5 separate regions of the Mus musculus genome follow, and regions 1, 2, 4 and 5 are each linked to region 3. Evidence: chromatin loops called from intact Hi-C (ENCODE). Cell type or tissue: heart. All regions are shown on one strand. Region 1 overlaps Extl1 (exostosin-like glycosyltransferase 1). Region 2 has its middle 14 kb from the start of Pafah2. Region 3 overlaps Gm30191 (predicted gene, 30191). Region 4 has its middle 9.9 kb from the start of Stmn1. Region 5 holds the start of Stmn1 (stathmin 1).

The links. Peaks named below come from ENCODE experiments on the same cell type or tissue, not always from the same donor. Only the 100,000 strongest peaks of a DNase experiment are listed, where the experiment ranks them.
Region 1: it touches region 3 in a loop (9-fold over the local background); 6 of 42 quality-filtered maps call a loop at or near these places.
Region 2: a loop joins it to region 3, with 2.8 times the contacts of the local background. A loop is called at or near these places in 8 of 42 quality-filtered maps.
Region 4: it touches region 3 in a loop (2.0-fold over the local background); 8 of 42 quality-filtered maps call a loop at or near these places.
Region 5: it touches region 3 in a loop (3-fold over the local background); 5 of 42 quality-filtered maps call a loop at or near these places.

What each region holds. Positions count from the first base shown.
Region 1 is chr4:134,354,760-134,359,759 of GRCm38, forward strand. Extl1 (exostosin-like glycosyltransferase 1) reads right to left here. Exons shown (of 11, transcript NM_019578.2): 8 at 4,990-5,000; 9 at 4,326-4,486; 10 at 3,219-3,387; 11 at 1,614-3,071. The coding sequence ends at 2,889. Among named protein-coding and RNA genes, the nearest start is that of Slc30a2, 14 kb to the left of the region's middle. In heart, a CTCF peak has its summit at 2,277 (motif pointing left); DNase peaks (open chromatin) are centred at 1,352, 1,972 and 2,102; H3K4me3 peaks cover 1,242 bases; H3K27ac peaks cover 1,317 bases; H3K27me3 peaks cover 1,421 bases.
Region 2 is chr4:134,386,292-134,391,291 of GRCm38, forward strand. No RefSeq gene overlaps it. Among named protein-coding and RNA genes, the nearest start is that of Pafah2, 14 kb to the right of the region's middle. In heart, CTCF peaks have their summits at 1,191 (motif pointing left) and 2,311 (motif pointing left); no DNase peak of the experiment used is centred here.
Region 3 is chr4:134,247,419-134,252,418 of GRCm38, forward strand. Gm30191 (predicted gene, 30191) reads left to right here. Exons shown (of 4, transcript NM_001372229.1): 2 at 884-967; 3 at 1,070-1,167; 4 at 2,327-2,684. The coding sequence ends at 2,624. It overlaps Grrp1 (glycine/arginine rich protein 1), which reads right to left. Exons shown (of 2, transcript NM_001099296.2): 2 at 3,692-4,840. The coding sequence starts at 4,747. The coding sequence ends at 3,932. Among named protein-coding and RNA genes, the nearest start is that of Gm30191, 3.0 kb to the left of the region's middle. In heart, a CTCF peak has its summit at 2,408 (motif pointing right); DNase peaks (open chromatin) are centred at 2,513 and 3,963; H3K4me3 peaks cover 2,972 bases; H3K27ac peaks cover 2,669 bases; H3K27me3 peaks cover 3,900 bases.
Region 4 is chr4:134,475,717-134,480,716 of GRCm38, forward strand. No RefSeq gene overlaps it. Among named protein-coding and RNA genes, the nearest start is that of Stmn1, 9.9 kb to the left of the region's middle. In heart, a CTCF peak has its summit at 2,496 (motif pointing left); DNase peaks (open chromatin) are centred at 1,508, 2,485 and 4,295; H3K4me3 peaks cover 503 bases; H3K27ac peaks cover 482 bases.
Region 5 is chr4:134,465,817-134,470,816 of GRCm38, forward strand. It overlaps Stmn1 (stathmin 1), which reads left to right and starts at 2,504. Exons shown (of 5, transcript NM_019641.4): 1 at 2,504-2,613; 2 at 4,287-4,359; 3 at 4,851-5,000. The coding sequence starts at 4,347. In heart, no CTCF peak of the experiment used is centred here; DNase peaks (open chromatin) are centred at 1,955, 2,515 and 3,235; H3K4me3 peaks cover 3,470 bases; H3K27ac peaks cover 2,890 bases.

The sequences.
Region 1 (5,000 bases), 110 kb after region 3:
CTTAAAAAAATTTTAAAAAATGGTTATTATTGTGTGTCTGTGCATCGGTGTGGGCATGTGTGTTCCATGGTGTGTGGGCAAAGATCAGGGAGTTGGTTCTCTCTCTCTACTCTGAGCTCTGGGGAGGGAATTCAGGTCGCTAGGCCTGTCCCTTCCCCCACAGCCAACTCACTAGCCCTCTTGTCTCTGCCTCCTAAGTTCTGGAATTAGAGGTAGGCAGCAGACTTTTTAGATATCCCACACTAGCCTGCAATTGCCATCCTCCTGCTTCAGCCTCCTGAGTAGCTGAATCCCAGCATGCACCATGCACCACCCCGGCCTCCTCACCTTTGAACTTCTCTCCAACTGTAAAGAAAAGCTATGTCTCTGGCACTGTCATATTTACTTAGGGTCAGGTCTGTGTGAAACCTGCGTGGACCTGGAATGGGGAAGATGTACCCCTCCAGTCTCAAGGCATCACATGCCCACCCCTCAGCCTCCACCAGCCCCAGGATTCTGGATACTGGGTACCACAGTGTGCCACATCCTTAAACCTCTCAAGAGAAGGTTGCCTGGGACTTTGAGAGGGTCTCTTGCCCCTGCCTCCTGAGTGTTGGAACTATAAACACCAGACCCTCTTCTTCCTTTCTTTTAAATTGTGTGTGTGTGTGTGTGTGTGTGTGTGTGCGTGCACACACACATACTTATCTGTATGTGAACCACATGTGTGGGTGCCTGTGGAGGCCAGAAGGCGGGTGTTGGATCCCTGGGAACAGGAGTTAATATGTGTTTGTGTGCCATCCAATGTGTGAGTGAGGAACCCAGGAAGAGATCCTTTGCAAGAGCAGTCAGTGCTCTTAACCTCTGAGCCATCTCTCTAGCCCCGCACCACCCTACTTTCATTTTTATAGACAAGAAAAAGGAAGGTTCAGAGAGGCCCACTGCTGGCGACAGATGTCCCTCATTCCTGGGCTGATGACAGCAGAAGTTGGACCTGCCTTGAGCTGCATGTTTAGCCCAGCGTGAGCCCTGAAATGCAACAGTGCTTTCCACACAGTCTCAACCAACCCCAAGGCAGTCCATCGTCCTGGATGTCCAAGCCACCACTGCAAAGGTGCCTTCTGTCCCTGGGCTGGCCCTGGCACCGGGTGCCCTTTCCATCTTTGGCAGGCTGCCTAGACTGCAGCTGTGTGAGTCCTCTTACCCTCAACTGCTCCTGACCCTGGGCCAGGCCTCCTCCCCCACTTTAATCTCAAATCCGCTCCTCCCCCACCCACCTTGCACCTCAAGGCATCTGACAGCACCCTGCTTCCATTAGAAGACCCAGACCGGCTTTCCACACCCAGCTGTGACAGGCTCCAGGAAGGACCTGAGTCATACAGGGGCAAGGAGTGAAGTTGGAGAAAGAGGTTGGGAGGCCTCAGGGGACAGCCTGTTCCAGCCAGCAACCTAGTCACGGGAGTTTCCACAGTGGCCGAAGCCATCAAAGAAGGAAAACACCCGATACCTTGGGCTGGGTTAGACCCCCCACCCTCACTGTCTGAAGTCACCCCAGTTCCATGCCACGCCCCTCGCTGACCCTGAGCGCCCTGCCACACAGGGCAGCTGCTGTAAGCGTATTTATAGCCCGGGCGTGAGTGGGCAAGGACACGTGCTTTATTTCGGAAGCGATAATTCCAGTTCCAGGTGGACGAACCCAGGAAAAGCAGCCTCCCCTCCCCTACTCCACTCTCACCTACAGGATGCTGAGGACAGCCCTCTTCCTGGCGACCAGCCCATCTGCCAACAGCCCAAGTTTGCAGGCCAACGTGGAGTTCTGTCGTATTCCTTGCATGTTTTCATCCTGGGGTCTGCACACACCAGTGACCCTCTAGCTCGACATTTTATCCGTAGTCTTTAACTCCATTCAGTCAGGCATTGTGGCTCACACCTGTAACTCTAACACTTGGGAAACTGAGGCAGTAAGACTGCAGTGAGTTCCAAGCCAGCCTGGGTTACAGACTGGGACCTTGTCTTGCCTCCTCCTCCCCTCCTGACCCCCCCCAAGTTCAAGAGGCAGCCAGGTGTAGTGCATGAATTTAATCTCAGCACCCTGGGAAGCAAAAGTCAGGTGGATCTCTGTGAATTTGAGGCTAGTCTGGCATACAGTGCGAGTTCCAGGACAGCCAGGACTACCCAGAGAAACCCTTACTTGAAAAACAAAAACAAACAAACAAACAACAAAATGTCAAGCAAAACCAAACTCCATTCCTTTGAAGGGAGAGTAGTGCAGCAGCTGACCTCTAGTGGTCAAGATTGGTAGTGCAGTGCTGCTAGTCACCCAAGATCCCGGGTCTGCCGAGACACCGAATCCTCTGGTTATCTTCGACTCCTGGCCTCTTTGTTCACGCTTGATTGAGTCTGGAAATCCTGGTGTGTGCTTTGTACCGGGACCAGGAACTCCAGAGTAAGGGGCAGCGTTATGTCTTGTGCACATTCTGCCCGTGTTCCACCACGCATGCCACCAGTTAATACTCTTGCAGCTATTGCTCAAATATTTACAGTGCACCTGCCAGACCAAAGAGATGAGAGCAGGACTCCGCCCTACGGAGCTTGCAGGCCGGCCCTGGGGCCTCGTGATGTGCTCAAGGCCACTCGGCGTGAATCGTGCGAGGACTTCGAGATCACCAAGGAGGTGAGTGCAGGTCTGACAGACATAGGTCGACCAGGCAGAGATGCAGAGAAAGGCATTTCAGGGAACAGGATCAGCCTGTACACCGGCCTGTGCGAAACGTGCCAAACGCAACCCCACTGCAGCTGGAGAAGGCCCCGGCCCTCAGGGATCCCTGTAGCGATTGGCCAACCGGGACAGGACTTTGATCCATCTCTGTTGGTTCTCTCGTGTCTAGCAGACAGGTGCAGTGCCTCGCCTATGGCTTCTCTAGACTGCGATACTTCTTGCGTTGCACCGATACCGGGTCCTTGAACAACACCGGATCCAGACGCACTTGAGAGGAAACCAGAGGCATGTGGCCGAACCCTGCTGCTAAACGGTTGATGCAGTCCTGATCCAGGGGCTGAGGCTCCGGCACTGGTCGTGGATCCCCAGAATCCTAAGAGGTGAGAGGGAAACGTGTCCGTGAGGTTGGTTTTTTTATGAACCCTCACGCTGCTGCAACAAGATTTGGATTAGAGAGTGAAGAGGCTCCGCCCTCTTTTCCTTCCCCATCAGGGCTTTCCAGCCCCTGGAGTCGCCTCACCATTGGCACAGCCTCCGGGTGCTGCCTCCCATAAGGCACCTTGATAGGGGGCAGTTTGGTGACGGTGGCTACCAGGAAGTTCATCAGGACGTCAACACAGGTGGGAGTCTCATCAGCTATGGTCCTCAGGGCCTTAGGCAGGGAGTGGGTGAAGAGGGTGTGGTAGTACCTGTAAGATACATGGTAAGCCTTAGGCTGGGGGGTGGGGGGGATGCAGGCCTCATTCATTTCCCTATCTTTGACCCCAGACCCCAAGTTCCAAGACCTGTACCCCATCCCCTAGCTCCTCTCCCAGGGTGCTCCCACCCTGGGCATGACCCTTCTCCATGTGCCCTGTGATTTAGGGGTTGGGCAATGATTGTGAATTCCTCCAGTCTCTCCGGGCGGCCCTCTTTCTGTGTTCCCAAGTCTGAACTCTGACAGAGATGACTTGATGATGTGTCTGTGGGGGGGGGGGGGGTAGGGGGTGCAAGGTAGTTCCAAGCCACCAAACATGGCTACCCAAAACCCAGATTCAGGGGGGCTATGTACCAGCTAGGCCCACTCTGTACACATGAGGGTTATCCCCTGTTCTGAGGGCTCCATGCAGAGCCCCTGGGGGAAAAACATCTACAAAAAGTTCCATGATATCTGGATAAAGTTCAAACAGATTAAAGACCCGCTTTCCAGAGGCCCCAGAAGCCAGGCCTGGTGGGAAACAGCACCTGTAAACTCTGCACTTGGGAGACAAGAGCAGAAGATGGCATGCCTGAGATCAGCTTGGGCTACATAGCGAGGCCCTGTCCCCGAGTCAGGGTTCCATGATCCCCAGGGCTGACCTCAAACTCACTATTCCACTGACATTGACCTTGAACTCCTAATCTTCCTGCTTCCACCTGCCCAGTGTTAGGATTACAGATGTGCGGTTTCAGCGTTAAGGTTAGAACCCAAGTGCTAGACGAGTGCTCTTACCAACAGAGCTATGTCCCCAGCCCAGTTCCATGACATTGTTTCAAAAAGCAAAAAGAACAATCGGGGATGTTGATCCTACCCACTCAGGTTAGAACTGTAGCCTCCCGCCCTTTCTCCCTGTGGGGGAGGGGGGCAGGGGAGGGGCAAAGTTTGCACCTGTGGTAGAAGGCAGCCGTGGTCAGGACCATGGAGAACTCATTGGTCATCCCAGTACGGTAGCCCCAGCCACCCTGGGCCTCATCCCAGAAGTGGCTTCCAGACAGAAAGCCCACCATCCGCTCAGGAAAGCTCTGCCACACCACAAAGGCAAAGTCCACCTGCAGAGGGATTGAGCAGCCGTAAGGAGGGGGTTCCTGACCAAAATCCTTATAGCCTATGGTGGTGAGACCAGCCTGGCTGACTAAGGTTGGGGCAGGACTTAGGGCACAGGGGATCAGAGCATTGCTTGAAGTCCTTATTTGATTGTTTTGGTCTGGTTTTTGTTTTTGTTTTTTGTTGTTTTTTGTTTTTTTGAGACAGGGTTTCTTTGTGCAGCTCTGGTAGACCTGCAACTAGCTCTGTAGACCAGGCTGGCCTCGAACTCACAGAGATCCACTTGCCTCTGCCTGCGCCATTGCCCAGCTATTACTTGACGTTTTACTAGAAGATTAACGCAAGTGTTTCTGGGGGGACTTGGAGGGAACTTGCCCAGCCAGGAGCTCTCTTCTATTCGACCACCACAGCAAGAGGCTGGAGCTCTGGGCACGGGAACCCGAGGGACCAGAAGTGGCCTAGAGCTCCGTTCACATTATACTGGACATTTTCTGGGCCCAGCCCTCACCTCACTGGTAG
Region 2 (5,000 bases), 140 kb after region 3:
GCTTGCACACTGGGGATCAGACCTCTACCTTCACCCATGAGGCTTGCTTGCAGCAATTAAGATCTGGCCATAAGTTAATTAACATCCTGGCCTTTTGATGCACCTGCCACAAGCAAAACACAATCTCCCCAGGTGTGGCTTGGCATGATTGAGAGGTAGTCAGTGATAAGACTCCCTGGGCATGTCACCAACCTAAGACAGGGATCAAACCAATGCTGTTTGTCTCCCAAGGACGGGTAAGGGACATGGCTGCTGGGGGGCTATCTACAGACATTCTCTCTGCCAAAAAAGAAAAAAGGGGGAATTGTTAGGAGCAGGTGTGGCGGCAGTCCTAAAGGCGCCAGGGACTGCAGCTAAGTCATATGACTTGCACCTGACTTCCTCATATAAGACACAAACATCTTGAGTGCTGCGCAGGTGTACCAGGATACAGGTGAATCCAATTTGGTGGAGATTTGCCCCTGCTGCCCTGATTAGCTGAAGCTGCGTGCCTGGTGAGGTGGCGTGGCCTGCTGTGCGTGGATGGGAACTGAGAGTATAAAAGAGTGAGAGGCCCGGGTTAGAGGGAGGATTATTATTCGAGAGAGGATTATTATTCGAGAGAGGATTACTATTCGGGGGGAGATATAAACAAGGGAGATATATAGAGAAAGAAGAAATAGGACTGAATAAACGTGTGCAGAAGGATCCTGTAGCAGCGTCGTTCTTGCTGGCGAGTTGGGGGCGCGCTCGAGACCCCACCTCCTAACTGTGCCACTCCCTGGGCCAAGCATATTTAAACCACCACACAGGGTGACTCACTGACTGGTACATGTGGTTGGATTCAGGACTCAGTTCAGATGCTAACTCCTCTAATGTGAGAGCCAGCCAGGTGGCTGGGGCTTCAGTCCTCCATTGATCACCAAGGTTGCGTCAGCTCATCCAGCTGGTGTTGCTTTCCTACATCACTGCTCCATGCGTGTCCCTCCAGATACTGCCAAGCTCCATCACATCCCTGATAGGAGGCCATTCCTCGGTCAGGAGTCTGTAGGTAGAGGCTGGAGAGATGGCTTACTGGTTAGAGGAGAGATGGCTTACTAATTAGAGGACTGGCTGCCCTTCCGGAGAACCTGGGCATGCAGCACCCACAGGAAGGCTCACAAACATCTGTAATTCCTGGGGTTCTGACACTCTCTTTTGCCCCCTGCTGGTACTGCATGCATATAGTATACAGCCATACCTGCAGGCAAAATACCCATATGCATAAAATGAAAATAAAGGTTAAGCCAGGCAGTGGTGGCGCACGCCTTTAATCCCAGCACTTGGGAGGTAGAGGCAGGTGGATTTCTGCGTTCGAGGCCAGCCTGGTCTACAGAGTGAGTTCCAGGACAGCCAGGGCTACACAGAGAAACCCTGTCTCGAAAAAAACAAAAACTAACAAACCAAAAAAACAAAAAACAAACAAACAAACAAAAAAAGAAAAGAAAGGTTAACAATTTTTTAAAGTTTTTTTTAAAAAAAAGATTTATTCTTTTATTTATGAGTATTCTGTAGCTGTCTTCAGACACACCAGAAGAGGGCATCAGATCCCATTACAGATGGTTGTGAGCCATCATGTGGTTGCTAGGAATTGAACTCAGAACCTGTGGAAGAACAATCAGTGCTCTTAGCCACTGAGCCATCTCTCCAGCCCATCTTTAATATATATTTTTTAAAGATTTATTTATTTTATGTAATGAGTACACTGTAGCTGTCTTCAGACACACCAGAAGAGGGCATCCCATTACAGATGGTTATGAGCCACCCTGTGGTTGCTGGAAATTGAACTCAAGACCTCTGGAAGAGAAGACAGTGCTCTTAACCTCTGAGCCATTTCTCTAGCCCCTAGGTTAATACTTTTTAATAAAAGAGTTATTATATAAACACAGAGAAAGCTACTTTCTGGTCCTCACTGAACTGAATTTATTATTATATGGGCTTAACCTTTAGCATTGCAGAAAAATATGAGAAATTAAAAATAAGAAGTTTATGGACTAGAGGTGTAGGTTAGCATTCACATAGAAGCTAGCATGGTGATCATACACCTAAAATCTCAGCATTCCAGAAATAGAAGCAGGAGGCCTGAGAGTGTAAGGCTGTCCTCAGTTATAAAGCAAGTCTGAGACCATCCTGAGATGCATAAGATGCTGTCTCCAAGATAATAATAATTTAAAAGATAGAACGGGGTAGGTGGCTCAGAAATTGCTGCTTTGCGGAGAACTCCAGTTCAATTCAAGGGCAACTCACAACTGTCCGTAACTCCAGGTCTAGGGTCTCTGGCGCCCTCTTCTGGCCTTCACTGGACACTGGGCCATGCAGGCAAAATACACAAGTAAAATAAGAATAAATAATTTCTTTTTGTTTTGTTTTGTTTTGTTTCGAGACAGGGTTTCTCTGTGTAGCTCTGGCTGTCCTGGAACCAACTTTGTAGTCCAGGCTGGCCTCAAACTCAGAGATCTGCTACCTCTGCCTTCCAAGGCCTGCACCACCATGCCCAGCAAATAAATTTTTAAAAAAAAGAAAAACAAAAATCCATAGATTAAAACGATGATTCAGAGGATTTGTCTGGACTCAGTTGGACACGGATACAGCAGCACAGGGGGCTCCTTGCCTCATGCCCACCAACATCCAGGCTTCTGCGTGAGAAATGGATAAGAGGCCTGAGCAGGTGTTGGTGAGTTTTTGTTTGTTTGCTTGTTTGTTTTGTTTTTCGAGACAGGGTTTCTCTGTAGCCCTGGCTGTCCTGGAACTTACTTTGTAGACTAGGCTGGCCTCAAACTCAGAAATCTGCCTGCCTCTGCCTCCCAAGTGCTGAGATTAAAGGCATGTGCCACCACTGCCCAGTGGTGTTGGTGAGTTTTAGGGGAACAAGTTGAATATGAGACTTAAAATGAATGAGGCCTGGAGAGATGGCTCAGTGGTTAAGAGCACTGACTGCTCTTCTGAAGGTCCTGAGTTCAATTCCCAGCAACCACATGGTGGCATACAACCATCTGTAATGAGATCTGATGCCCTCTTCTGGGGTGTCTGAAGACAGCTACAGTGAATTTACATATAATAAATAAAGAAATCTTTGGGCCATAACTAGCAAGGCGGAGCGAGAGGGACGAGAAGGAGAAGGAAAAGTATCTGAAGACAGCTACAGTGTACTAACATATAATAAGTAAATAAAACTTAAAAACAAGACTGTTCTCTACCCCAGCCCCCTTCTTCCTTTCTTCTCTCCCTCTCTCTTTCTTTTTTTTTAAACATTTATTTTTTTATTTTATGTATATGAATACACTGTAGCTACACAGATGGTTATGAGCCATTTTGTGGTTGTTGGGAATTTAACTCAGGACCTCTGCTCACTCTGGCCCCGCTCGCTCTGGCGATTATTTATTATTTATTTATTATACGTAAGTACACTGTAGCTGTCTTCAGACACACCAGAAGAGGGTGTCAGATCTCATTACAGATGGTTGTGAGCCTTCATGTGGTTGCTGGAATTTGAACTCAAGACCTTTGGAAGAACAGTCAGTGCTCTTAACCGCTGAGTCATCTCTCCAGCCCTTCATCTCTCTTTCTCTCCCTTCTCAATCTTTTTCTTTCTCTCTCTCTGTTCCCATGTATTCCCAGTAGTCTCTCTTTCTCTTTCTGTCCTCTGTCTCCCCTAACCCCTTTCTCTGCCTCTACCCCTTTTCCAGGTCCCTGCTCCCTTCCTCCACTAAATAAATTCTCCTATGTCAGATCTGTCGCATGGCTGTGATTTCTCAGGGGAACCCCTTTGCTTGGGCCCACCAGGTAGCCCTTACTCCTACTGCCATTGAATTATATATATTTCATAACAGTCACAGAAGAGCTGGGGAAGTTTCACCTTTCTGTGGCCCTTGGAAGGGACCTAGCCTTGTACTTACATGATCATGTTGTCTGAAGTTTACTACAAGAAAGGTATTTTACAATCCTTTTCCTGCTGTGCAGATTAGGCTAGCCTGGAACTTACTATGTACCTATGTAGCCCAGGCTGGCCTCAAACTTGCAGTGATCTTTCTGCTTCAGCCGTCTTGAATGCATTATAAGTGTGAATCGCCATGCCATCTGTGCCCAGCAAACTCCTTTTTCCAAACAAGGGTCTTCTCTGTGTTAAGTAAGGAGGCTTGGAGAGTGGTCATGGCTTACAATTCACAGCAGTGCCACCAGGCTGTTTAAACTCAGGCTGTAGGCCAGAGGGTGGCAGCCAGTGGCAGCCAGTGGCAGAGCATAATAAGCTCTGCATGTACAAAGTTCTGAGTATGATCCAAAACCCCCAGTGGCCTGCTGTCCCTACAGATCCCTGAGGACACAAAGTCCCGTCATTTCTATACATTCCAGCTACAGCCCGGGTGAGACAGCAACACATCATTGGATAAGAGATAAAAGCCACTGGCCGAGCTCTGGGAGCCGGTCTCATCCTCGGCCAACTCCCTTGTTGAACGTCAAGTTCACAAACAGCAACAACAGACAAGCTCACCCTGGGGCTGTGAAGCATCAAGACAAATAAGGATACCTGAGCATGGAAAAGACATGAATATTGTCCAGACCAGGAGAAAGAACCAAACACCTCCATTGTTGCTGCCAAGACTCTTATTTCTTATCTCTGATAACTTCAGCTGAGTCCAGACCTCCCCTCCTTCTGGACAAATCTCATTAGGATAGCTTTTCATCATCTCGTCGATAAGTTATTTCTCCACTGGTGAAATGAGCCAGTACAAGCCAGATTAAATTATATGAAACACAGGTTTATTGGGAAGCAGTCCCCAAGGACTGAGACCAGAGGAGTTGAAAGAAAATTAAAATTCAAGGTCCATGACTCATGTGGCTTGCTAGTTAGGAGGGCTTTTTGGGCCTAGAGCAAAGAGCAAAGGCTGTAAAATCATCCCAGGAACCAACTAGCCATAAAGATAGAGAAGACATACAAGAATGTCTGGACTGGCCTTGCACCTCCCTGTAACCCGCCCTTCTGA
Region 3 (5,000 bases):
GAGTAGTGAGCTCCTGTTTATGGCAGTAGGGAGTGGCTCTCACCCTCTGCGGACCACAGTAGCAGCATCTGATGAAAGCCATACTTAGGCCGTACTTGGTTGTGAGAGAGAAGGCAAAAAGGACTTTGAAACTAAGACCGTTTATGTCTAGTAGTTGTGATAAATGGCAGTTACACAAATAGATGCGGCAGGGGGCAGGGACAAGCCCGGCGAGGGGGTGGATAAGCCTATGATTGGACAGGTGCGTGTCCAAGACTGGCTTCCTGTGGATGTGTCGGCAAGAGAATGCTACAATTAGTGTCTCTGTGGACAGTCCGGTGCAGATGTGAACTGGATTTAGTGAGTTTCCATACATGTGCGTTTTGAGCAGAATTCTGTACCTGCGTGCTTTCATGTGGGCATTTCCGGGGGCTACGTTTGGTTGGTAGAGAAATTTGGAGGGCTGTGCCTAGGTCTCTGTTTAGCCAGCTTCCTGCAGGAGAGGACACAGGAATGAATTGCTTAGCCTCGTGAGTGCTCTTGCCCGGGTGCCTAGACTGCACACCCGTGTGTATACAGGGGGAGAGGTCTAGCCACAAAGACGCTTGTGTGTCTGTAGTAGCACACATAGTGTGCCATTGTGCAAGGTTTCCAGTTCGTTCAGCTGTGTTTGGGAGTGGGCAGATGTAGGTGCTCAAGGGTATCTGCAGAGATTTACCATGCAGCCCTGCGTATGTGAGCAGAAGCATGATGAAGAGATGTGTGTGCCCGCAGGCATTCCTCTGGGCTCCAATGGAGATGCAGGGTGTGTGGGAGATGCACTTCTATGGTACATAGGCTGCCTAGTGCTGGTTAGCAATGGGGCTCCTCTCATGCTTGGGGTTGGGGGTGTCTTATGTCCCAGAGGGAGAGCCCCACCTTGGAGGAGTCTGAGAAGGCAGAACCCACGGAGGAGACGTTCAACCCCATGTCACAGCTGGCCCGCAGGGTGAGTCTGACAGTCTTCCGTTCAAGCCTTGGAAGCCTGACAGAGGCTGTGGTGAAGCCCTGGAGGCTGGTCCATTCCTGACGCCCAGTTCTCTCCTCCCAGGTTCAGGGGGTTGGGGTGAAAGGCTGGCTGACAATGTCATCTCTGTTTAACAAAGAAGACGAGGACAAACTGCTGCCACCAGAGCCCTGTGCTGATCAGTATGTGTGTCCTTAGGGGGCAGGGCTGGAAGGGTCCTAGGATCTCTCTTCTACCTCTGTCCCAATCCTGTAAAGCTTTAGTCCCGGGCTGATACAGCAGGCCTATGTAGGAGATTGGGTTAGATCTCTTGGGACTGAGGTAAAGGGAAGTCCTTCCTGAGGACAGCCATCTCCCTAGAACCCAGGATAGCAGAGAAGACCTTCCTGGGTGCTTGTGATGAAGGGTGGTCTAGATGATAAACCCTCACCTTCCAAAGCAGCTTGTCACCAGCGTAGATTCCTCTTTTGGTTCTCTTGGTGCCCATGGAGGCCTGAGGATCCCCGAGGAGCCCAAAGCGCAACAGTTTGGAAGGAATTGCTTGATAAGGTCTTTGATATTGGGAACAGACTCAGGGTTTCATTTCCAACTGGCTTTGGTTTCACACACACACACACACACACACACACACACACACACACACACACACACACAGAGCCCATCTGCGTTCTTTCAGTCCTGCGCACCCACCCACCACACTCCCTGCTTCCCTAGGACACCCATCCATTAGTCTTGCCTCAGGGCTCCTGCCCACCTCTCCCCCACCTTCCAGTCCCAGGTCTCTGAGGACTTTTCCAGAGGCAAGGCTCCTTCTTCAGCCTTATCACCCCTCCTTGACAGTCCTTTCCCGTATTGACTCTCCCTAACTCCTCTTCTATCTCTCTGTGCCAGGATTTCTTCCACTTTCTCCGAGTACCAAATTCCTCTTTCTCTCAATCCTAGAGCCTAACCACTTGGCTCACTTGGCTCTCTCCCCACATGGGGGAGGGGAGGGTCCCTCCTATAGGACCCAAACAAGCTCACCCCAACAGGCTCCCCCTTCTCCTCTCAAAGTCCCTCTCTGGCTTTCCAGACCTGGCTTGTTGGCCTATCCTCTCTGCACCAGAGTCAACTCTCCAAACTCCTGACCGCTCCATCCAACTCTGGGATCCCGGTTCTCCTCTGCCCAGCCCTCTCACCTCTCCTGATCCTGTCCTCTTCTACCTCCCCTTGCTTTCCAGGCCCTGACCTTGCCCCGACTCCCTTGGCCTCTCTGCTTGTCTTTCCTTCTGTCCACTACCCTGTCCACTGCCCCTCTCTGGGACCCTGGGCCATCCTGCTGACCCCCTGTCTCTCCTGCAGCCCGCTGGCTGCGCCCCCTTCCTCGCAGGCGGCCACAGCTGAGACCGAGCCGCGCGGACCAGGATTCTGGGACGCGTTCGCCAGCAGGTGGCAGCAGCAGCAGCAGGCGGCGGCGTCCATGCTGCGCGGCGTGGAGACCGCCGCGGAGAGGGACCCGGAGCCCCAGGACAAGCCTGACGAGGAGGCTACCGAGTGCCCCGAGACACGGGAGGCGGATCCAGCGGCAGGCTTCAAGTGGGGTTTCCTCACCCACAAACTGGCAGAGATGAGGGTGAAGGCTGCGCCCAAGGGCGACTAGCTGGCCCGCCACGTTGGTGCCCCTTCTTCCCTACCTCCCATAAAATCGTCTGGATTGACACTCAGTGTAACTGCGTAATTTTTTTCAGACAACAGGAAAAACTACTTTTAGGTGGGCGACCTCGTGGGTGGGTGGGGGCGTCTGGCTAAAGGGTTCTTTAGCCAAGAAGAGTGTTCTTTGTGCCAAGGCGCTCCAGTTGACAGGATTTAAGGTGAGACTTTCCAGAAAGCCCTCGAGGACAGACTCCACATCCCTGTCCAGCTTCATTTCATTCAGCAAACCCTGCTGGTTGCCCAACGGCATACGCGAAAACGAAATGCACGAAAATGCTGGACCAACAAGATAGCTCTCTACCAGCGGGTCCCATACAAAGTTTTGTTGAGGCACAAAACAGGGCAACCCGTGGGAGCTCAGGGGACATAGGGAATTTGGGGACAGTTTCCTGGATAAGAATGCAGAGTTGGGGAAGGAAATCAGAGCTGAGGGAGGATAATCTTGAACAAAGGCTTTGACCGGAATCTGTAAGGAAAACCCGCGACTTTGTGTCGCCGGGGAAAAGAAACCCTGCTGGGCATATAGCTTGGTTGGTGGAGGGCTTCCATCAGCATGAAGTCCTGTGTTCAGCCTTCAGTCGTTCAACCACAGCGGTTGCTAACAGGGTGAGGCTGAACTGGCACAGACAGTAGTGGCAGGAGATTCCGAACCCTGACCTAAAGGTGCTCCAGTTTTAGTGATTTCCATCACAGATCCTCCAAGTCTCGGCCTTTCTTACCTCGGGACTCTGGGAGAGCGGGGTTGGGGTGCGAAGCTCTGGGAATTCTGGGTAATTTAAGCAATGCTACCGTGTATTGAGCACTTTCTATATTCCAGGCACATTTGCCACACGCATTACAGCTCCTCCAGAACACTGCTCTCTACCTCCTTTAATAACCGTCAAAGGCCTCCGCTTGGCCAAGCTCACACACACAGCCTGGGACCCACGCTCAAAACCCACGCACTCAGCCATGCAAACCAGTTTCCCTTTTCCCTCAACATCTGCCCGTTAAGCCAAACTCATGGTCCTTTTATTAAATAACATTTTAGCTTTATTCAGTAGTTCGTTCATCTCTCACCCCAAGTCCATCGCTGCTCACATTTAGAATCTAGAGAGGCCACGTGGCCACTTTACCCGTTTCCACAGTCCTCGCCTGGCCCCTGCCTGTGGTCCTGCCTGCTCAGCGTGCAGATCTGGGAACCTGAGATCCAGGGAAGGATTTGTTCACGGACCGGGCTAGCTCTCCCGGAGCCGTCTTCCTGTCTGGTGGTGGTCACACCTCAGACTCGCGCGGCGGGGCGCGTGCGCGCTGGCAGCCGTACAACCACTGGATGACGCGCGCGTTGCGTTCCACCACCGACACCGTGGGGCGTCCGTCCCGCGCCGACCCTGCCGCCTCCGAGCCGCCGCCGCCGCCCGCACAGTCCGGGCTACCCGCGTCCCTGTCGCTGGATGTCCAATCGCTGGTGTCCCCGGAGCCGGGCGGCGGCGACGTTGCGACCTGAGGGCCGTGCTCTGCGCCCCAGCTCTGCGGAGAGAAGCGCTCGGCGCCCAGCACCTCCACCAGCGCGCGCTCCAAGCCGCAGTAGTTGAAGAATCGCTCTTTCTCCGACAGTGGCAGCGAGCACGTGGGACACACTGCGCGCTTTCCTGTCGCCTCTGGTGTATCCGGGGACCCAGCCCACCCCGCGGGAGCCCCAGGTCTCTCTGTAGGTGCCGGGCTGCTCGGGGCAGCGTCCCGGGTGGCACCCAGGAAAAGGCGTCGTACTAGCCCCTGGCCCTTGGCGTTCTCTTTGTTCACCGAAGCCTTGCAGTCCCTCTTCTGGCGGTAAAAGATAAGGGAGTCAGGTCTTGGCTGTCGCCTGCCGCTACCCCGGCGGGCAGGCCCAGGCGTTCTGGGCGATGCAGAGGCCCCCAACTCATTGCAGGGGTGTGGTGTCAGCGGTCCTGGTCCCCCGCGCAGGGCTGGCTCCTGACGACGTACAATCACCTGGTGCGTCTTGACGTACTTGGCTTTGTCGGCTTCCAGCCTCTCCACGGCGCTGGGGGTTCGTCCCCTCGAAGGTGTAGTGGGTGAGGACAGCAGCATCTTAACGGAGCTGGGCAGGTCAGGGCTCCATACACAGTTAAGGACGCACAGGTAGCTGAGGAGCAGCGAGCAATTCTCCGGAGTTCCTGGCGCCTGTGGGGAGAGAGGAATTGTCTGGAAGAGAGTAGTAGGCTGTTCCTGTTCCTTTCCCGCAGGCATTCCTGGGTAGAGGATCAGCCAGTTACCCCTCCCCCACGAACTGGTGCCATGCCCAAGGAGCAGAAGAGAGAACCTCCCTCCTTCCTTTACAGCA
Region 4 (5,000 bases), 230 kb after region 3:
CAACATGGTTTTACACCTATGATCCTAGCACTTAAAGAGGCTGAGGCAGAGGACTTCCAGGAGTTAAAAGGCCAGTCTGGGTTATAGTTGAGGCCCTTTCTCTAAGGCCTGAGGATGTAAAATAAGTTTAACAAGCACTCCAAGTGTACTCTACCCTGGGCTGTGTGCTAGGGAGAGGAGGTGGGTCCCTACTCAGCCTGTGTTCACACGCGAGTTTGGAGACGGCTCACCCGAGAGTGGGAAGAACCACGGGCTTGGCCAAGTACTTAGAAGTAACTGTAAGGAATGGGTGGCCTGAGGAGCTTAGGCGGGAAAGGGCTTGAGCTAGCCCCTTTGTCAGCGGACTCAGTTCCGGCCCCAGACAAAGCACTTGCCTAGTATACACTTATAAAGCCTGCCATTGTGGCAGGTGTAGAGAGGCTGTCATAGTGGGTGCTGGGAGGCTGTCCCTCTATCCTAAGTAGTGGAGGCCTCACAAAGACAGGTGTTAGAACACAGATTTCATTTCATTTTTTGTTTTTTTGAGACAAGGTTTCTTTATGTCTTAGAAATTGTTCTGTAGACCAGACTGGCCTTGAACTCAAGAGATCTGCCTGCCTCTGCTTCCCAGAGTGCTAGGGTTAAAGGTACCACCGCCTGTCAGAACATGGATTTTTAAGGAAGAGAACATAGACGGGGGTGACTTGATAGACACTAGATTGAGAAGAGACCATGTTTGGGGGCGGGGGTGCTAGAGCCACACTGGTGAAGAGGGAGGGAGGGTGCTTGCTGGAGGGCTCTAGAGGGGTCTGTGTGACTCACTGAGGACCAAGCTGGGTTGTGCAGCGAGACCAGGGATACAGGAGAAAAACCACTCAGGAGCCCACAAGGGAATGGGAATAATGCGGCGAGAGAAAAATGAACGGTCAGAATTGGGTCACATGCCTACTGAACCCGTAAGAGAGTCCACCCCAGGCTCCGGGCTGCCTGAAAGGGTTGGTGGTATCTGGCAGCCCCGTGCCTTCTAGACTTGGATACCCCCATTACCCTACTGTTGCATCCAAACTCTGCTAGCAGAAAGCCCTACGTGTAACCCGGGCCACGCCCTTCAAAGCAGTTCACAATCATCTCTTGCTACTCTGTGTGTGGGGAAAGAGGTTCTGCCCCATCCCAGCAGGTCATAAGTGCTCCCCTCCCTTCTGCACAACCTCACAGTGGATGGTTGTGGTTTCTAGGTAAGTGCACTGGAGAGAAGAGTGGCTGCCTTCCCCGACAGCCCGGCTGTCTTGACTCGGTGTTAACCGTGATTCAGAATAAGCCAAAGGCAAGGCCTGGTCTCTATGGACCTTGTTGGAATGCAGGTTAGCCTAGGTGCCCTGGAAGCTACCTGCCAAGCCAAGATTGGCTCTCTGTCTGGTAAGACTGCCAACTCGCTGTGACCGCATGACTCACTGTGACCAGATGCCAGGGATCCCCACAGTGAGCTGAACTTGAGGTCCCAGAAACTTCTAGAAGAGTGAGGTCTCCTGACACCTGCCGCTCACACAGAACGCTGAGCATCCTTGTGCTTGAGCCTACCATCAGTGGAAGCTCCAGTTCTGCACTTAGGAGGTGTAAGAGCTCGGGGATGGGGCTCAGTCGGCAGAGCAGTTGCCTAGCATTCATAAAGCCCACTCTGGTTCCACCCCCAGCACCATACACATCAGCTGTGAGAGCATACACTTGTACCAGGCCCGGGCACTGGGAGACAGGAGGATCCAAAGTTCCTGTCGTCCTTTGCTGTATCGTGGTTTTGAAGCCAGCCTGGGATTTATGACGCCCTAACTCATTTCTTTTAAAAGGCACAGAAAAAGGTTTTAGACATGCATGTAGATTTTTAAAGCTTAGTTGTAATGGGCTTCAAACGGTAGCACCTTCTGGCCAGGCCCTTGCCTCTGACCACTAAGTCCTAAAGAGACAAGACTGATCCAAGGGAAGAGAGAGACAGGTGGAAAGAACCAGATGCTCCAGGACTGTTATCTCTGCAAATAAAGAGACAGTCAGACATTCTGTTGGGACAGCGAGACACGTAAATACAGGTGTGTGAGTTCAGTCCCCAGAACCACCAGCCTGCACCTACACATGTACACAAAGGATCCATGTAAGTAAATGTAGAGATATTATGCTGAATTAGATAACCACTCCCATAGTCTACCTCAGTGCACCTGCTTTGCCCTGTGGACCCCATGGGGAGTTAGCTCTGCCAACTAAACTAACCCTGGAGGTGTCCAACTCTTAACTGGAATCCTCCTACACCCGAAGGCACAAGCTGACAAGTTGACAGCCCTCAGCCATCTTCAGTCATCAGGCACGTTGCTGGCCCGTGCTGCATTTTAAATGATTGGATGAGTTGACATTTGCACAGAAGAATCTTGATTTTAGGCTTCTTGAAAAACCTTTACGCTTTGGCTTTCAGTCCCACCCACAGTCCGCTCCTGGTGGCTGCTGCCCCCTGGTGGCAGGACTTGCGCACCACAGCTCTCTCCTCCCGGTGCACCTGCTGGCCGGCAGGGGCACTGGCTTCAAAGAGCTCAGCCTAAGTGAGAGACTCCTGTCTCAAAACGCAAGGTGGACAGCTGCTGAGAGGCCTGACAACACTCTGCCCTCCACATGTGTGTGCACATGCAAACACACACACACATACACACAGGCACACACGTCCATAGTGTTTTTTATTTTGTTGCCAGGAAAATGCTTAGGATGAGACACCTTAATTACAATTACTACTCTTCAGTCCTTAGAAGAGGCAACCATCCTTGAAGGCACGGTATTACACAGCAGGACCTAGGGACTCTCCCTGCACGGTTGTGTCGTTCACTACTGGGGCAGATGAGTGGCCACTGTGGTGTTCCGTCTAAGGCTACAGGTTCCTTAACTCATCCTGGAACATGGAGGCATAAGAGTTTGCAAGATGTCGCTCTGCCCCAGGTGAGGAGGGGCCTTTGTCTATAATCCCCACATCAACTTCTGGAGGTAGCCCTCAGTGCTAGGTGGAGGCCACCCTCCTTATTTAGAAGAGCCTCGAGCCACATAAACGACTTGCCAGCTGTCTTAGGCAATTAGTAATGGTCTCAGAGATTGTTCAATTTCCATACAGCAGCCAAAGAGGGTTTGTTTTGTTTTGTTTTTTGAGTCACAGAGAATAGGATTCAAGGTGCAGCCTGGCAGCTGTACAGGGCTTTGGGTGTTCTTGCCGGCACCATAATCCCTACAGCTGGCAGTAAACGCTGGGGACTGAGTTTAGAGAAGCAACACACTGGGGGCCTGCCATCTTCCCTCAGTGACTGATCCACAACTTCATGGGTCTTCTCAGCCTGGCCCTGACAGGAAGACAAATGTGGGACCCACAGCCCACTGCAGCAGCCCCTGGGACATCTCCACAGCTGGATTTTTGTCCAGCCCCTCCAGGAGTCTCTCTGTTCTTTCTGGAACTTAAAATATCTGTAAGCCAGGTATTGCGGTGCACATCTTTCATCCCAGAGTTCAGAGAGTAGAAGCAGGCAGATCTCTGTGAGTTCAAGGCCAACCTGGTCTAGAGAATGAGGCGGGATAGAAGTACTCAGTCAGTTTGGAGGGAGCGTGTTGACATTTGAACACTCTGTGTCTCCTCTGAGAGGACCACTGTCCACCCTGCTGACCCTCCTTCCCTGGGCACCTGTGCTGTCTGCGTGTGCTTTTCTTTCTCTCCTTTCTTGCTATGACTCGTTTTCTGAACTCTTACTGATGTATATATTCACAGTAAGTAAGAGTTTATGCATGCCATCTTAAAGCTCAGATAGTCTTGTGTTGTCATTTTTACTCTCATCCCCACTCATGGTTTACAGGGGATTGAAGGTTGGGGTCAAGGGTCACATGCTCAGGGTGCTCTCAAGTTGGATTCCCAGGTCCCTTTCTTGTTCAGATCCAGCATCTCAGATGTGTCTGGTAACCACGCTTACCATCTCCTCTTGACCGATCCCCCTCGGTGATTCCATTTGGCCATCATGGTAGGCTTGCCAGACCCCTCTGATCCATTCTCTCCTGAGAAAAGACTTGCATGGCTTTTCCTGAGCACTGGTCTAGCCTCTGCTTATACCACCTCTTCTTACTGCCATCCCCTGTCCCCTGCCTGGAACAGGTACAATGCCTGGAGTGCAGCAGTCAGCTTGTGACTCTGAGGGTAAAAGTCTCATGACAAAGGTGACTGGAGCAGGGGACAGATAATGTCTTTGGGCCTTGGCGATATCATTTAGCTGCCACAGGAGCAAGGACTTGCCGTCCAGGTTCTGTTGCAGAAGGCAAATTAAATCAGTTACATATTTAGACTGCTGGCTCAAAGTGGCAGCCAAGTGCCTGCCATATAAGCTGGAGGGCCTGAGTTTGATCCAGCGCTCACATTAAAAAGCCGGGCCTGATGCACAACTGTAGCCAGGCATTGGGAGATTAAGGAGAGTGGGCAGACAGGTGGCTCCCTGCAGCTCTCTGGCTAACCAGTCCAGCCAGTTGGTGAGCTGAGCTTAATGAGAGAACATGTATCAAAAAGTTGGTGGGGAGTGCATGGTGGTATAAGCCTTTAAAACCAGTACCTAGGAGGCAGAGGCAAGCAGGGTTCTAAGTTCAAGGCCAGCCTGGCCTACCTAGTGAGACCCTGTCAATACTAATACTATAATAATAACATGAAGAACAGTGGGGAAAGATGCCCACTGTCAACCGCTGTCCTCCACATGAATATGAACACACGGGCTAGGGAGGTGGCTCAGAGGTTAAGAGCACTGACTGCTCTCCCAGCGGACCTGGGGTTCAATTTCCAGCACCCACATGGCGGTTCACAAATGCCTGTAACCCCAGTTTCAGGGAATCCAACACCCTCACACAGACATGCACGCAGGCAAAACACTGATGCACATGAAATAAAAATAAAGAAGTCAATTAAAAAATATGAACACACATGCGTGTACACCTGAACACATACACGTCTATACCCACACGAAAACATGACATAT
Region 5 (5,000 bases), 220 kb after region 3:
GCGCCTATGTGGGAGACAACCTCTGTGGCCTCAGAAGCAACAATGAACAAAGGCTGTCGCCTCTCTGGGAATCGCTGAGATCTGACAAGAGCCCGGTGCGGTGTGTTTCATCAGGGTAGGCATCCTCGCTGGGCTTTGAAGCCTCAAGTCCTCTCCTTTGGCTGTCTACACAGATCAAATAAGCTGTACAGCTGCCACATCTAGACTTCACTCGGTGCTAATCCGTAGTCACAGCCGGCCCCATAGCCATCCGACCAAGCCATCTGAGCAGAAGCAAAAAATAATTCTCCTAGGCAAAGACAGGCAGCTCCTGAGAAGGAAACATTAACCCTTCGCTGCCCCTCGGAGAGGGTAGGGATCTTGCTGGTGTTAGAGGAGAGGGGGGTTGTGGCTCTTCCCAAAGTGGAGAAGCAAAGCTGTTAGCTGCCCTTCCCAGTTCCGAGACCATCCATGAACACTGGTGAGAACTGGCTTTCGGAGAAGCAACCCCGTTCCATCCTGCAGAGCAGGATTGTCCCACAGCACAGGAAGCACCTCTCTATTCACAAGGGAACCTTAATTCCATCCCCCTGTCCTCCTAAGCAGCAGTGAGAACCTTGAGAAACTCTTGTCACAGATGTCAACAGGAGCAGACATCTAACCACAAATCCAGAAGCCAAAGGGTATCGCTAAAAAAGATGAAAAAAAAAAAAACCTACATGAGTTCTAACATCTACTCCATTCTTAGCTGTGGTTTCCATGGAAATAGACATCTGCTCTAGGGAGAAAGGTGTGTGTGGGGGTGGGGTGGGATGATATAAATGCTTCAAAATAATCAGTGTTTTGAGAGATTAATTCTCCTCTGTCACAACATTAATAGAAATATGAGACTTTTGCGTGGCATATCTTGTATTTGAAAAAAAAATGTATCACATGGGTGGGATCTTGCACACACATCTCCAAATCCAATACAAAGACTTCAAGACAAAGTGCTGGTTCAGAAGTTCCCGAACCTCGTGGCTATGGAGGTCTCTGCACATTTGTGTTCCCCCAGCTTCTCAGTTTTCAGAAAGGTCTAATCCTCGTTCCTGTCCAGTTCTAAAAATGACTTCAGGGATCCATTCTGAAAGTTGAAGCATCAGGCCATTGTGAGACTGCGTTCTGAGAGGGAAAAGCCTTCCACTGCGCAGAACTGGCTCCTGTTGTTCACATGCTAAGCAAGAACCACTTAGACTGGCTGGGGCGGGGGCAGAGGGAGACTGACCCCACGCAAGGGCAATTGCTGGAAAATATGCCTCTATAAGCATATTCCAGACAACTGTACTTTGCCAATTGCTTGCTTTGTACGTTGTCTGCACAATACAGTTTTCACTGTCCTGTATGCCTATTGTATTTTATCTCGGGTGCTTCCCTCTTGGTTAAGCAGATGTAGGATTGTTTTAAAATTAGGATTGTTTCCACAGAAGCTGTTGTATGTATGGGTTGGCTTTTGAGAGACCAAATCCATTAATAAAATGGTAAACCCAATGAAGAGTTTCTGAGCAGGTGCTTTGGGGAAATGACCACCTCGTGGGGACACAGCTTTGGTCAGCAGAGAGAAGAGGTTCTTAGACAGACAGGGTCACGCTAATTTCCTTTGTGTCTCTGCTATAGTTTTGCTTTATCCCGGCCAGAGGGAACCGTGACCTTGTGGCTCCTTTTGTTTACATTCTCAAAGTGAGCCCAGCCCCGCTCTAGGGAGCACGTGCTTTCAGAACAAAAGGAGCAAAGTGTATCTAGAACTGCCATCGCTCTTCCCTTCCCTTTCCTGTCACCGCAAGGCTTTAGCAGTCCAGATGGAGTCTGCCTTTAAGCTTAGTGGCTTTGTTAAACCCAAGATCAGATTCCAGAGCCTCCCGCTGTCCTGCCTAGATCCCAGTGTTTCCAGCTCGGGAGGCTGAAGGGTAGAATGCAAGTGGCCAAGGGAAGAACCACGCCCGTAATCTGCCAGTAGGAAATGGGTTAGGGACTGCGTTGTTGCGCTACAGGTGACAAGCTGCCGTGTGTCCGTGATAGGACACCGAGGGTAGAGGATCGTGCAGGGGCGTGGAGTGGCACTATCTTGTCACAGGGTTTCGGGCGTTTTAGGCGACCGGGAGGGGTATGGCATCAAAAGGGATATTGCTTAGGGAGCCAAATAAACTCCTATGGCTGGGTAGAGGTAGAGTCCAGTCGGTCGAGGTCTAAAAGAAGTAGGTTAGGACCGACCCCTCCCCTGCTCCTCACCTCGCCCTGCAGTTTTCCTAAAGAGAGTCCCATAACCGATTCAGTCCTGCGGCCGCAGCCAAATGCTCTTCCGATCAGAGACACCCCACCCACCCACGCTAGTCCCGGCTAACACCTAGAGAGACCCCCCACCAGGAGTGCCCCACCCCTAGCATTGTCCTCCTGCCCCCCTGGCCCGGACTACAATTCCCGAAATGCTTCTCTCCAGAGAGGCGGTGCTCTCCAGGCTTCGGGGCGGGACTGGCACGTGCCGTCACCCGCAGCCAATGCGGAGCGCCTGGTCTGGGTCACGTGCCGCTGTTTGGCGCTTTTGTGCGCGCCCAGGTCTGTTGGTGCTCAGAGTGTGGCCAGGCGGCTCGGACCGAGCAGGTGGGTGCAGGCTTGGCTTAGGCGGAGGCTACGGCGGGCTGGGGAGCAGCCGGGAACGCGGCGGGTCCCCCAGCCGGGCACAGGAGATGGGCGGAGACCCCGAGCCCCAGCGGGTGGGGGGCGTTGGTCTTTTGTGTGGAGCTCGGGCGGAGCCTTGGCTTTTGTCCCTATTCCCTGGAGATGCGGGCTGGAGGGGAGGGGGCGCGGCCAGCGCTGGGCTTTAGCCCGGGTGCGAGCGTGGAGACAATAGGAGGCGTGAGCCGTCCTCTGCATCTACCGCCCGGCGGGCGCGGCTGTTCGGGGGGTCCCCATTGTCTGAAGGAGAGCGAGGCTGGGGGCGCTCGTGCTGCTGAGGGGCGGCGCCCGCCCGGTCTCCCGGGGCTTCGGGGCGGTGGTCCCGGACAGCTCTGGGCACTCCGTCAGTGGGTGAAGGCCGTGCGACCGAGCCCTCTACAGCCACCCCAGGGCTGCGTGTCCGCGAGGTGTTTTTGGCGGGAGTTGGGGGGCAGACGGCCGCGCGCTGCCAGCCCGAGAGGGGCGGGGCCACCCCGGAGGACCGTTGGCCCCGCCCATTCTGTCGCTGCCCACGCGCGCGGGCTCCCGAGCGTGGAGAGGTTCGCGGAGATTCGAAAAGGCGCGGGGAGCCGAGGGGCGGGGCCAGGGGCCGGAGCGTAGGGCGTGTTCTGATTGGCCCGGGCCGCCAGCCTGCCCGCCTGGGCCAGGACCACGCCCATGCTGTGTAGTCTGCTGCGTTGGGTGCTCTGCTACAGATAAATGCATTTTTTTTCGTTGCTTCGTTTTTGCAGTGTCTAGTGTTTGGAACCTTTAGTCATACGCTTCGGGGCTAAAAGAATGGTGATCTTTTTAAAAAAAATACTCGAGAACTGTTGAAAAAAATGTTTGCGACATAAGGCATCAAATGTGACAAACCTCAGGCGGGTGTGGTGGCGCTTGTCTGTAATCTCAACACTCAGAAGCTGCCCCCCCCCCCCGCCCATGTATGCATCGAACATGGAACCCAGGGCTTTGCAAATGTTAAGTGTTAACCCAGTGGGCTAAACCCCACCCCTCTACCCTGAGGAGGCTGAGGCAAGAGGATTGTAATTTTACAGCCAGCCTGGATTAAGTAGACCCTGCCCTCAAAAGAAACCTAGAGGTTCATACAACTTCATTTTCTCACTGTGAGGCTAGTAGCTTAAACCCTAGGAACAATAGGACTTGAATATCATTGGCTGCCAGCTTGGGTGTTATTCACCGTGGCAGACACAGACAAAGCAGGGGTGGGTATTTCAATTGCACAATGAGTTGTAGACAGAATTAAGATGGCTCCGATCTCATTGTTGGGTTGAATCTGGAATATCTTATGTTGGGCAGGACAAAAACATTAAGGGACGGAATTCTTCAACCTTGTGATTGAACCCCTGAGTTTTGATATTCCAAGATTTTCTTTCTTTGAAGAATATCATTTAATTTGATTTTCTGCTGCCAGCGTTACTCAATGAAAATATCTCAATATGTCCCAGTGTTTCTAGATTGATATTTTAATGATGTTTCTTGATTTTCACATAATGATTTTCCTGACATTGTCAAGGGTGTGATTTGAGACCCCTTTGTGCTGATGACATAGGAGAAATGTGGAGAAATTGATTGCATGCTTTGAAAAATCGTTCCAGGGCTTTCCTTGCCAGTGGATTGTGTAGAGTATACAGCCAGTCTCTTGTCTTCTGTTCGACATGGCATCTTCTGGTAGGTAATTGATTTAGAAAACTGAAATCAGGGCGGGCTTATGGCTTTAGAATAGGAAGTGGTGCAGGCCTTAAGCTTTTAATTTGGCATTTGTGTTCTTTTCAAAATTTAATTTACAAGTAAAAATGCAATTGAGAAATGTTTATTAGTTGGATAAATATATAGAAATCTCAGCCATTCATACTTTTGGCTTGGTCCAAAGCAAAATGTGGGGTTTTACACACACCATTCTTTGTTTCCTAGGGAGTGACTGTCAAGTACTAATTCCTCAAGATGGTATTTGTTAGTCCAAAATGTTAAGCTTTTTAAAAAAAAAATGTTACTTGATTTCTTTTGATTTGTATTTTGATTCGATTACTACAAACACCTTCATTAGCTTTCATTCTGCTTGTTTTTTAGAATTATTGGTTTTTAAAAAAAAAATTATAGAACCCTTTATTTAAATAAGCAAGCCGGGTCTTTCTCATTATCATGCATCTGATCAACTCCAGATATTCAGGTGAAAGAGCTGGAGAAGCGCGCTTCAGGCCAGGCTTTTGAGCTGATTCTCAGCCCTCGGTCAAAAGAATCTGTCCCCGATTTCCCCCTTTCCCCCCCAAAGAAGAAGGACCTTTCCCTGGAGGAAATCCAGAAGAAATTAG